2 separate regions of the Mus musculus genome follow, and region 2 is linked to region 1. The links are chromatin loops, found by intact Hi-C in ENCODE. Cell type or tissue: heart. All regions are shown on one strand. Region 1 holds the start of LOC115488669 (a long non-coding RNA gene). Region 2 has its middle 34 kb from the start of Gm24667.

Region 1 (5,000 bases):
AGGTGGCAGTGTGAGAACTAGCTGGAATAGTGGTGGACAGCCCAGAAGCCAGCACTGCAGGGCTTTCCAGTGGGCTCTTCCTTGGGTAAAGGGCAACCATCTACTACTGCTCACTAGGGATAGCGCTGGAGTATGACACATGATCCATTGACATGGTTCATATTTTACAGATGAAGAAATAGAGACTTGGAACTAGTAAGCGACTTGCCCCAAGGCTGTGGTGATGTGCCACAAAGAGCAGCAAAAGGGGGTCCTATACCCCCCTCACCCCTACCTCCCCCCAGCCCCACCCCACCCCCATCTCCCCAGCCCATTCAGTGGGGGGTACCTCACTCACCTCAGCCTTAGGAGGGACTTGGCTAGGGCTGGCAGAGCTTCTGCAAGCTTGCAGGCACCCACATCAGTGATGTTGTTTTGGGACAAGCTAAGGAGACACAGGGAGGAGAAGGTCCAGGACCTAAGTGGAAGGCTCTCCCTTCCTCACCGGCTGGAAACTCGCTGCTTCACAGGGGACTGTAGCCACACAGCCATGATAGCCAGCCCTGGGAAGGGTCATGGGTAATGAGGATGAACCTACAGAAACCACTCACCAATATGAAGGGTTTGTTACAGAGAGAGTGGGCTGGCAGGGGAGGGGAGAGGTGGGAGCAGAGAGAGAGGTCCTCTCCTCCACCTGCTGTCTAATTTGATAGTGCCTTTTCCCCTAGGGCTATCTTCCAGCTCTACATACAGTAGGTACTTAATAAATGCTCATGTGTCCGGGAATAGAAAGGAAGGAAGGGGGAGGGAGGGAGGGAGGGAGGGAGGGAGGGAGGGAGGAGCTGTGTGAGGGAGGACTGAGAGGAGGGGGCGCCATGATCAGGATGTAAAGTAAATAAACAAATTAATATTTTTTTAAAAAAGGTCAGAAGGAGAGTGGAGAAGGGAGGGAAATCTATCTTGTGGTATACCTGGACCATTGTAAATTATAGAGACATTACACATCAGGAAATGTACACATGAATCCTTGGGTATTTTCAGGCTTCTTAACCTTGTTTATAAGATGGAGTGTTGACAGATTTTTTAAAAAATGGTTTATTTGTTTTGTTGTGGGAATTGAACCTAGGGCCTTGTGTGTCCTAGATAAGTGCTTTATCATCACTATGTTCTCAGTGCTTCTATATTATTATTATTATTATTATTATTATTATTATTATTATTATTATTATATTGTGAATTAGAATTCCTAGAAAGACTCTGTGTCGCAGAGACTGATTGAAAGATTGTGGAGAGGTCGGGAGAGGCCCAAGAACAGCCAGTCCTTACCCACCTCTGTGTCAGAAGTGTGGCTGGTGGATAAAACCTCTTGGGCTCTATTAACTTAGCTGACCACTAGCTTCCACCAATCCAAAAGCTAAGACTGCCCTCAGATGACATCTTGGGCCTGTAGAAAAGCTCCCCCTACTTGGTGTACCTGCTTCTCTCGGGTTCCTACCAATATATTTTTTGTTTTGTTTTGTTTCTTGTTTTTCGAGACAGGGTTTCTCTGTGTAGCCCTGGCTGTCCTGAAACTCTGTAGGCCAGGCTGTTCTCGAACTCACAGAGATCCGCCTGCCTCTGGCTCCCAAGTGCTGGCATTAAAGACATGCACCACAACTGTCTGGCCATGCCAATGTATTTTATATGGCTATCTTTGTTCTTTAAAACTATAAAACTTCATGGAATTGCCTCCATGTTGGAACATGGAGTCTGAGATTACCTAGATCTGTGTTTCTGAGCCACGGTCACTCAAGATGGCTCCCAAATAAACTCTTAACCGCTTTAGGAGGAGAGCAATGTTTCTGCATTGACATGCTTTTACATGAGTTCTGGAGACCAAACTCTTATCTCCCGGCATGTGCAGCAAGAGCCTTTACCCTCTAAGGCATCTTATTGGCCCCTTTTACATCTTTTGTTCTGAAACAAGGTGTCATGTAGCCCAGGCTAGCCTTGAACTCAAAGATCCTCCAGCCCCAGTCTCTCCAGCGCTGGGATCACGGGTGTATCATGTCCATCTCCCACACACCCATTCTACCTTAACTTCCCAAAGCATAAAACAGCTAAAGACAACTTCCACCGCTCAGTGTTTCCACTGCTAAGCCCCAACCTATCCTGTCTCTTCCAACATCCCAGAACAGTTTTCATGCATTAAACTTTTATTACAGTGTATTTTATTTTGATACTTTTTTCTCTTTCTCTTTTTTAGTGTGTGTGTAGGTCAGAGGACAATGTTCCGGAGTTGGTTGGTTCTCTCCTTCTACCATGTAGGTCCCGAGGACAGAACTCAAATTGTCAAGGTTAGTAGCAGCCACCTTCACCGACTAAACCACCCTGCCAGCCCCTCCCCCACCATTTGTTTTTTTTGAGACCGATTCATAGGCTGGCCTTAAACGTGTGGTTATTCCACTGTCTCAGCCTCCCCAGCTCACTGGTTTATAATTATTGTTTATTTATTTGTTTGCTTCTGGTTTATTGTATATGAAGAGGCCTGAGGTCAGGGAGCAGGATCTTTGGGGTCTCCACTGTTGCCCAGGATAGCAAGGCTTCCCTAAGTCTTTGTTCATCAAACCAATAAATGAGGTCTGGAGAGATAACTCGATAAAATGCTTGTCTCACAGCCTCGAGTTCGATCCCCAGGACCTACACAGAAAGCCAGGCATGTTGGGCATGCTTGTGCTCCCAGCACTGGTGAGGTGGAGATGTGGAGCTCTGGGGGCTCATTGGCTGGGTAGCCTGGCATAACTGGTAAGTTCCAAGCCAGAGAGAGATCATGTCTTAAAGAGGTGGCCAGTGTTCCTGAGGTGGTCCCTGGACTGGACATCCATTTGGAAGACCAGAGAATGGATTTTCAGTGGCTGAATGGGAGAGTGCATGATCTAGAACAGAAAGAGTGAATGACGGAGAGATGGGCAGATGACAGGATGGAGGGTCGGCTGGAGAAAGGTTCTGTACCAGAAGCAGGAAGGAGGCAGGGCCAGTGGACTCACTTGAGCGTCTCCAGGGCCTTCAGCTGAGGGAAGGTGGCTGAGAGCTTCGACACACCCTTGTCTCCGATCTTGTTCTCACTAAGTGAGTCCAGGCTGCAGGTGGGATCAAATGCAGCCATTTACCTTGTGGCCCCAGGCCAGCGTCCTCCAGCCCTGGTTCTCTTGACCATAAGCTCCTCTCTGGGCTTATGGGAGCTGGCCTTAACCTCCTGGGGGCGCCATTCAGCTGGCCACACACCATGGACTAGACTGTCTGCTTGTCTTTGTAGGAGCCTGCTGGTCAGCCCCCCCCCCCACATCTCTTGGAACCTAATCTATTGAACAGAGCTCCCTGCTCCCACCTGTCTGCCCTTTGTGGTTTCGAAGAGCCGTGAAGGGGGCTGTGTGGGGAAAAGAATTTCAAAGCTTGCAAAACTCCAAACTTTTTTTTAAAATCTGGGGTGTCCCATTCTCTGTCCCTTCCCTGTATTAGGGGTCATAAGTCCCCATGGTGGGGTCACCTGACTCCCACACAGTTTCCCCAGATGGTAGGGAAGAGGAAAAAGGAGAAAGACTCCCCATGTGCCCTGGGGACAAAGTCGGGGCAGAGGGTGGAGGGTGTCAGGGTCTGTAACTTACTCCAGGTGTTGCAGAGAAGAGAAGGCTGGAAGGATCTTTGCCAGTGTGGGGAAAGCCTGGGGGCCCAAGATGGGGCCCAACCTAGGAAGCAATCAACAGTAGAGGTCAGACAGGTCAGACACCTAAACGGCCAGTGGAGTGCAAAGATGCAGAACAGTCTGAGGCTCCCTCCCTGACTCCCTAGTGTCTTATCCCTGCCTGCTGGGCTCTCAATGGCCCACTGTGCTGCTCTGCCACTGCTCTGCTCAGGACCACCCAGAGGCCTGCTGGGACGCTCCCACTTCACTTTCTGCTTTCAGCAGCAAGCCTGTCCTCACTGCTGCTCATGTCTATACATGCTCACCCTTGCCTGGTGAAGAAGTCCCCACACCAGCCAAGGTCTGTTCCCAGGGTCACACCAGATTGCATGAGCTTCTGTTTTTAAATATATTTTCTCTCCCTCCCCTCCTTCCCCCTCTCCCTCCCTTTCCCTCCCCCTCTCCTCTGTGTGTGTGTGTGTGTGTGTGTTTATGTGCACAGATACAGAGGCCACTGAACCTGCAACTCACTAATTCAGTACACTGGGAAAACCTCATTTCTCCCCCAATGCTAGGATACTACTTGCATAGAGTTAGTATTGAGATAAAGAACTTGGTTCATGGTCTGGACCGTGATGTCCAGGAGGCTTACTCCAGGTGCTGCAGGGAAGAAGGCTGGAAGGATCTTGTCAGTGTGGGGAAAGCCTGGGGGGGCCCAAGATGGGACCCAACCCCATTCTGGATCACCCATGAGCTTTCCCATTCAGTCACTGCTTATGAGAGATAAGAAATGCTGCAGACAGATTCACTGTGGGGGAGTTCAGGAAGGGTCTCAGAACACCGAGAGACAAGGTCAGTGGGGTCAAAGTGCCTGCACCCAACCTGGGACCTGAATTTTGTCCCTGAGACCGGCATGGTAGAAAGAGCCAAATTGTTCTCTAACCTCCACAACAGGGCACACATGCGCACACACATATCCAAATAAACAAGAAAAAAAAAAAAAAAAACAGAGGAAAGTGAGGGCCAGCGTGGACCTGCTGCATAGGGAAGAGCATTCAGGGCAGAGGCACTGCCCCACAGTGGCCCAGAGACCGGGGGCTGGGTCTTGTTTCAGGAGAAAGCGGGAAGAGGGAGCATAGAGAAGCCAGCTCTCGAGCCTAGGCCTCCAACCTAAGATGTGTAAGATGACTGAAGTGATTCTCCTGCCTCTACCCTAGATGCTGGGACCACAGATGTGTGTCCCCATGCCGTGTAGATAGCGCTGGAGATCGAACCAGGGCTTGTGCCTACTAGGAAGGACTCTGCCGACTGAGCCACATGTATCCGCCTCCGCCTCCGCTCATGTGAGAGTTTTTAAGTG
Region 2 (5,000 bases), 250 kb after region 1:
GCAGTGGAGGTAGAGAGTGGGCCAGAGGTGCGGCTGTGCTGCCTCTCCGTGCCTGCTCCTGATTGTCTATATCTGGCTCAGACTATTCCTTTTCCCCCAGACTCCTGTTTGCTGTTTGTTATTTACTTCTCTTTCTGCCCATTGAGCCCTGGGTACCCTGGCTTTTGTATTTAAATATAATGAAGATGAAGAAGAAGAAGGAGAAGGAGGAGGAGGAGGAGGAGGAGGAGGAGGAGAAGGAGGAGGAGGAGAAGGAGGACAAGGAGAAGGAGAAGGAGAAGGAGGAGGAGGAGGAGGAGGAGGAGGAGGAGGAGGAGGAGGAGGAGAAGGAGAAGGAGAAGGAGAAGGAGAAGGAGGAGAAGGAGAAGGAGAAGGAGAAGGAGAAGGAGAAGAAGGAGAAGGAGAAGAAGAAGAAGGAGGAGGAGAAGAAGAAGATTTGTGCCTGTGTGTGTGCGGGTGGCACATATGTAACCATGTAATCACTCTGAACCACTGGCCCCCTCCCCACTTTGCTTTTGCTTTTTTGTTACAGCTCCATGGGCAGAGTCTGCTGATCCTGTGCTCTCCAAGGTCTTTTAACTCCGCCTTCATAGGGTTTTGTTTTGTTTTTTTTAAGTACATTATTTACTTGATATCTGATTCCAGCTTTCCTCCCTTCTCTCCTCCCATTCCCTCTCCCTCCCCACCATTTCTCTGGCCTCCCTCCTTTTCTCCTCTGAGAAGGGGAGGCCTCCCATGGATATCAACAGGCCTTGGCATATCAAGTTGCAGTAGGACTAGGAACATCTTCTATTGAGCCTAGACAAGTTAGCCCAGTTTGGGGAAAGGGTCCAAAGGCAGGAAGCAGAGTCAGAGACAGCTCCTGCTCCTGCTGTTAGGGGTCCCACATGAAGACCAAGCTGCACATCTGTTACATATGTGTAGGGGGCCCAGGACCACCCCCTGCATGCTTTCTGGGTGTTGGCTCGGTCTCAGTGAGGCACTATAGGCGGAGGTTAGTTGGTTTGGTAGGTTTTCTTGTGGTGTCCGTCATACTAGAAGGGTTCCCCTAGCTCAGTTCTGTCTGTTGTAAACATCAATTTGCTGATGTCCTGCTGGGTGTCTGCTGCTTCTCTTTATCTGCTACCCGCACTCTTCAAAACTGGATTAGTCAAGCTTCTTTAAAGGAATAGGACCGATAGAATATGAACGTCACCTTCACATCCCTTTAAGAAGACAGCACTCAGCATACACACTTTGCCCTCATCTCATCTCTCTCAGGTGCCAGTCCAGGTCGTTCTTTCTTCTTCACACCTGGCTATTACACAGATAACTACCAGCACACTCTTGGGGGTCTTTTAGATGGGCCCATTGGAGGACTGCCCTGACTGCTACACCTGGAAAAAGCCAGACTGGTTGTTGACCTAGTTCCATAATGGTAGTTAGAGTTACCTCTGAAGGGTAGTCATTTTAAAGATGTAAAGAGAAGTTGAAAGGGATTTTCTTTTTCTCTCAAATATAGTTAATCCAACAAATACCCTCCCACTCTTCCCCTCTGCCGAGCATGTCAGGCTGTGGAGCCCCCATTATGGGATGAGAGAGGCATTCTTTACCTATGTCAAGGATAAAGACAGAGGCCATCTTGGTCCTGCTTGCTGTCAGCGTTCGGGTTCTGGCACACCCTTTTTACAAAAAAAAAAAAAAATTGCCTTCCTGAATTTTCCTTTGTCCTCTGCTGCCAAGATTGTTTTTTCCCAATCGAATGGTTCATGTTGTCATCTCTGGGTGATTGTCCATAGGGAAAGCATTCCCCACTCTCACAGACAGCAGACTAGCTTCCACAACCTTAATGGCTTCGGATATCCTTTCACGTATACTGGACCTGCAGTGAGCTGGCAGAGTCTTATGTCATTCAGGTACAGATTTCATGAAAAGGCAAGGACACAATGTGGCCTGAGGTTAAAGCCCACCAGCCCTGAGGACTTTAGCCCATCTGCCTGAGGGGGTGGGGGGTACTCAAGGGAGGCTGCAGTCAGGAAGATCAAGGCAGAAAAGCTACAGCAAGATCATTCTAGGCGAAATTCAGGATGCAAAGGCCAAAGCATTGGGTATCTACATGGAGATCCGGGGAGGAATTAGGCTGGATAGAGACTTCAGGTGAGATATGTGCTCTTTCAGCTGCAGAAAAAGACACTTCTGCCACCTGGCGGTCATGTGTTAGAATTGTTCTCTTAGATAAAGACTTACTGCCCAGTGTTGTTCTCCACATCAGTGCCTATTTCAGTGTCTGGCAAAAGATATCCCATAATCCTTTAATGAATTAACCCTTAAAAAATGGGTGGTAATATAGCTTAGATTTCCTGTGGTCTTTAGCATGTCATAATTCTTTCAGCTGGCAAGAGGGCTCAGTGGCTGAAGGTGTCTGCTGTCAAGACGGGTAACCTGCGTTTGATTCCTGGGGCTCACAAAGTGGAAAGAACTGAGTCCTGAATGGTATATGTGGACTTCCGAGTGGCACCCAAATACTGCACACTCATACACATGCACACAAAATCAGTCAACCAATCAAAGTAAAAATCACTTAAAATCTAATTCTCGGGCTGGTGAGATGGCTCAGCGGGTAAGAGCACCCGACTGCTCTTCCGAAGGTCCGGAGTTCAAATCCCAGCAACCACATGGTGGCTCACAACCATCTGTAACAAGATCTGATGCCCTCTTCTGGAGTGTCTGAAGACAGCTACAGTGTACTTACATATAATAAATAAATAAATCTTTAAAAAAATTAAAAAAAAAATCTAATTCTCTCAACTCAACTGCGAATCTATCCTTTGTCTGGGGCTATAATCCAACTCACCAAGGCCTGGACTCTGCATTGCCCAGAGGAGTAACCGTGCCTGTAAATTTACCAAGTCAGACTCAGAGAGAGCAGAAGACCGGACCCTTGGTCCTACTAAACTGCCACGAATGCCTCTGTGCTTGCTACAGTACTTACCAGGCTGTGGACGAGACAGTACGACCTGCCCAGAGCTGGGTGATGGATGATATTATGGTGCAGCCCAGATCCTGATGTAGGCTGAGACAGAAATCAGCTTCGCAGCGCCCCCCACAGCATCCGAGGAGTCTCCCCACTACCACTCACAGGAAAATAGAAAGCTAGGCTTCTTTCCTTTTTCTTTCTAGGTCTCTCTATGACTGACATTAAGATCACAGAAGTCCATATTGTCTCTGCCTCCTGAGTGCTGGGACCAAAGGTGTTTGCCATAGTTCTGGGTCAGCTCGTGTAATTTAAGTCAGTCATATTTAGGGTTCTGGTGCAATTTGAAGTTACAATCATTGGGTGGATTCTGAGAGATACAACTGATATGGTTGTAGTAGGACACAGGAAGCTAGGCAAGATCTTTACTATAAAGTTTTATTTGGGGAAAGGAATGAAGCCCCTACCCAAGGCTATCAGCAGCCAGTCTTGAGACCAGGTCGTTGCCCTCTGAACATAAATGTCTATACATAGAGGGAATACTCCATGCTCACAGCCTTTGCAGCAAGTGTTTGTTGTGCTGGGGTCTCTCTCAGCTCCTGAGAGGCTTCTCTCAGACTCCTTCCCTCACGTTCTAACTGGACCCACACACCTACATTTCATTTAGGAAGTTGTCTAAATGCTGCTTTTTCAGAGAGTTGGCTCAGCTCCTCTTTTGTCTACTTTGTCCTGCAATGTGACCAGACACAGACCTTTCTCCCCAGTCTTTCCCCTTACCTTTCCAATGGGATTCTAAATTCTGTTATCTCACATGAATAAACTTACAGAAAAAACAATGCATTTGAAAAGAAGACGAGGGCCCCCAATGGAGGAACTAGAGAAAACACCCAAGGAACTAAAGGGAACTGCAACCCTATAGGTGGAACAACAATATGAACTAAGCAGTACCCCGGAGCTCTTGTCTCTAGCTGCATATGTATCAAAATATGGCCTAGTCGGCCATCACTGCAAAGAGAGGCCCATTGGACTTGCAAACTTTATATGCCCCAGTACAGGGGAACACCAGGGCCAAAAAGGGGGAGTGGGTGGGTAGGGGAGTGGGGGGGGTGGGTATGGGGGACTTTTGGTATAGCATTGGAAATGTAAATGAGCTAAATACCTAATAAAAATGGAAAAAAATAAAATAAAATACCCAATGCCAAAAAAAAAAAAAAAAAGAAAAGAAAAAGAAAAGAAAAGAAGACGAAGTTGATAGGCAGCAGGAGGTCAGGTCTGAGGTCTGGGTAGACCAGCACTGGAGAGAAACTGCCCAGACTGGGATTGCCCACTCTGCCACATTTAATCCTCTGTATTCCACAGAAGTTTAAAAACACCTGACTCTCCAAAGATGGGAGATTGTGGATAGAATGGTCTCTTGTATGTCCTTCAGAGCCAGAAATACAGCCAGTTCTTTCTAAGACAGGTAGACTGGCTATTGCCACCCAGGAAGGTTTTTGGTGGTCAAAGCATTTTTCCAAATATGAAGGTGGCTAGCTTAGAGGGAGGCTGGCATCTGTATGGCCATTCCAGGATGTATGTCCTGAAAAAAACCTGCTTCTTGTTAAAGATGGGAAACAGGGTTGGGAAATTGGGCTAGATGTTTACAATGGCCCATGTAATTTTAAATATGAAGTAAAATGCTCCATGACCCCTAATCATTACTGGCATATGTTGTGCCTACAGTGGTAGTGTAACAAGTTTCAGGGCAAAAGCCACAGCACTGGCAACTACAACAGGCTAGACTCACCAGTTGTCTTAGTCAGGGTTTCTATTCCTGCACAAAACATGACCAAGAATCAAGTTGGGGAGGAAAGGGTTTATTCAGCTTACACTTCCAAATTGCTGGCTGCCACCAAAGGAAGTCAGGTCTGGAACTCCAGCAGGGCAGGAAGCAGGAGCTGATGCAGAGGCCATGGAGGGATGTTCCTTACTCGCTTGCTTCCCCTGGCTTGCTCAGTTTGCTCTCTTATAGAACCCAAGATTACTAGCCCAAGGATGGCACCACCCA

The links. Hi-C counts contacts between places; a loop is a spot of excess contacts. Peaks named below come from ENCODE experiments on the same cell type or tissue, not always from the same donor. Only the 100,000 strongest peaks of a DNase experiment are listed, where the experiment ranks them.
Region 2: it touches region 1 in a loop (6-fold over the local background); 38 of 42 quality-filtered maps call a loop at or near these places.

What each region holds. Positions count from the first base shown.
Region 1 is chr16:10,516,392-10,521,391 of GRCm38, reverse strand. Ciita (class II transactivator) reads right to left here. Exons shown (of 19, transcript NM_001302618.1): 13 at 3,624-3,704; 14 at 3,006-3,098; 15 at 338-424. It overlaps LOC115488669 (a long non-coding RNA gene), which reads left to right and starts at 2,888. Exons shown (of 2, transcript XR_003951966.1): 1 at 2,888-5,000. In heart, no CTCF peak of the experiment used is centred here; no DNase peak of the experiment used is centred here.
Region 2 is chr16:10,269,638-10,274,637 of GRCm38, reverse strand. No RefSeq gene overlaps it. Among named protein-coding and RNA genes, the nearest start is that of Gm24667, 34 kb to the right of the region's middle. In heart, a CTCF peak has its summit at 2,181 (motif pointing left); no DNase peak of the experiment used is centred here.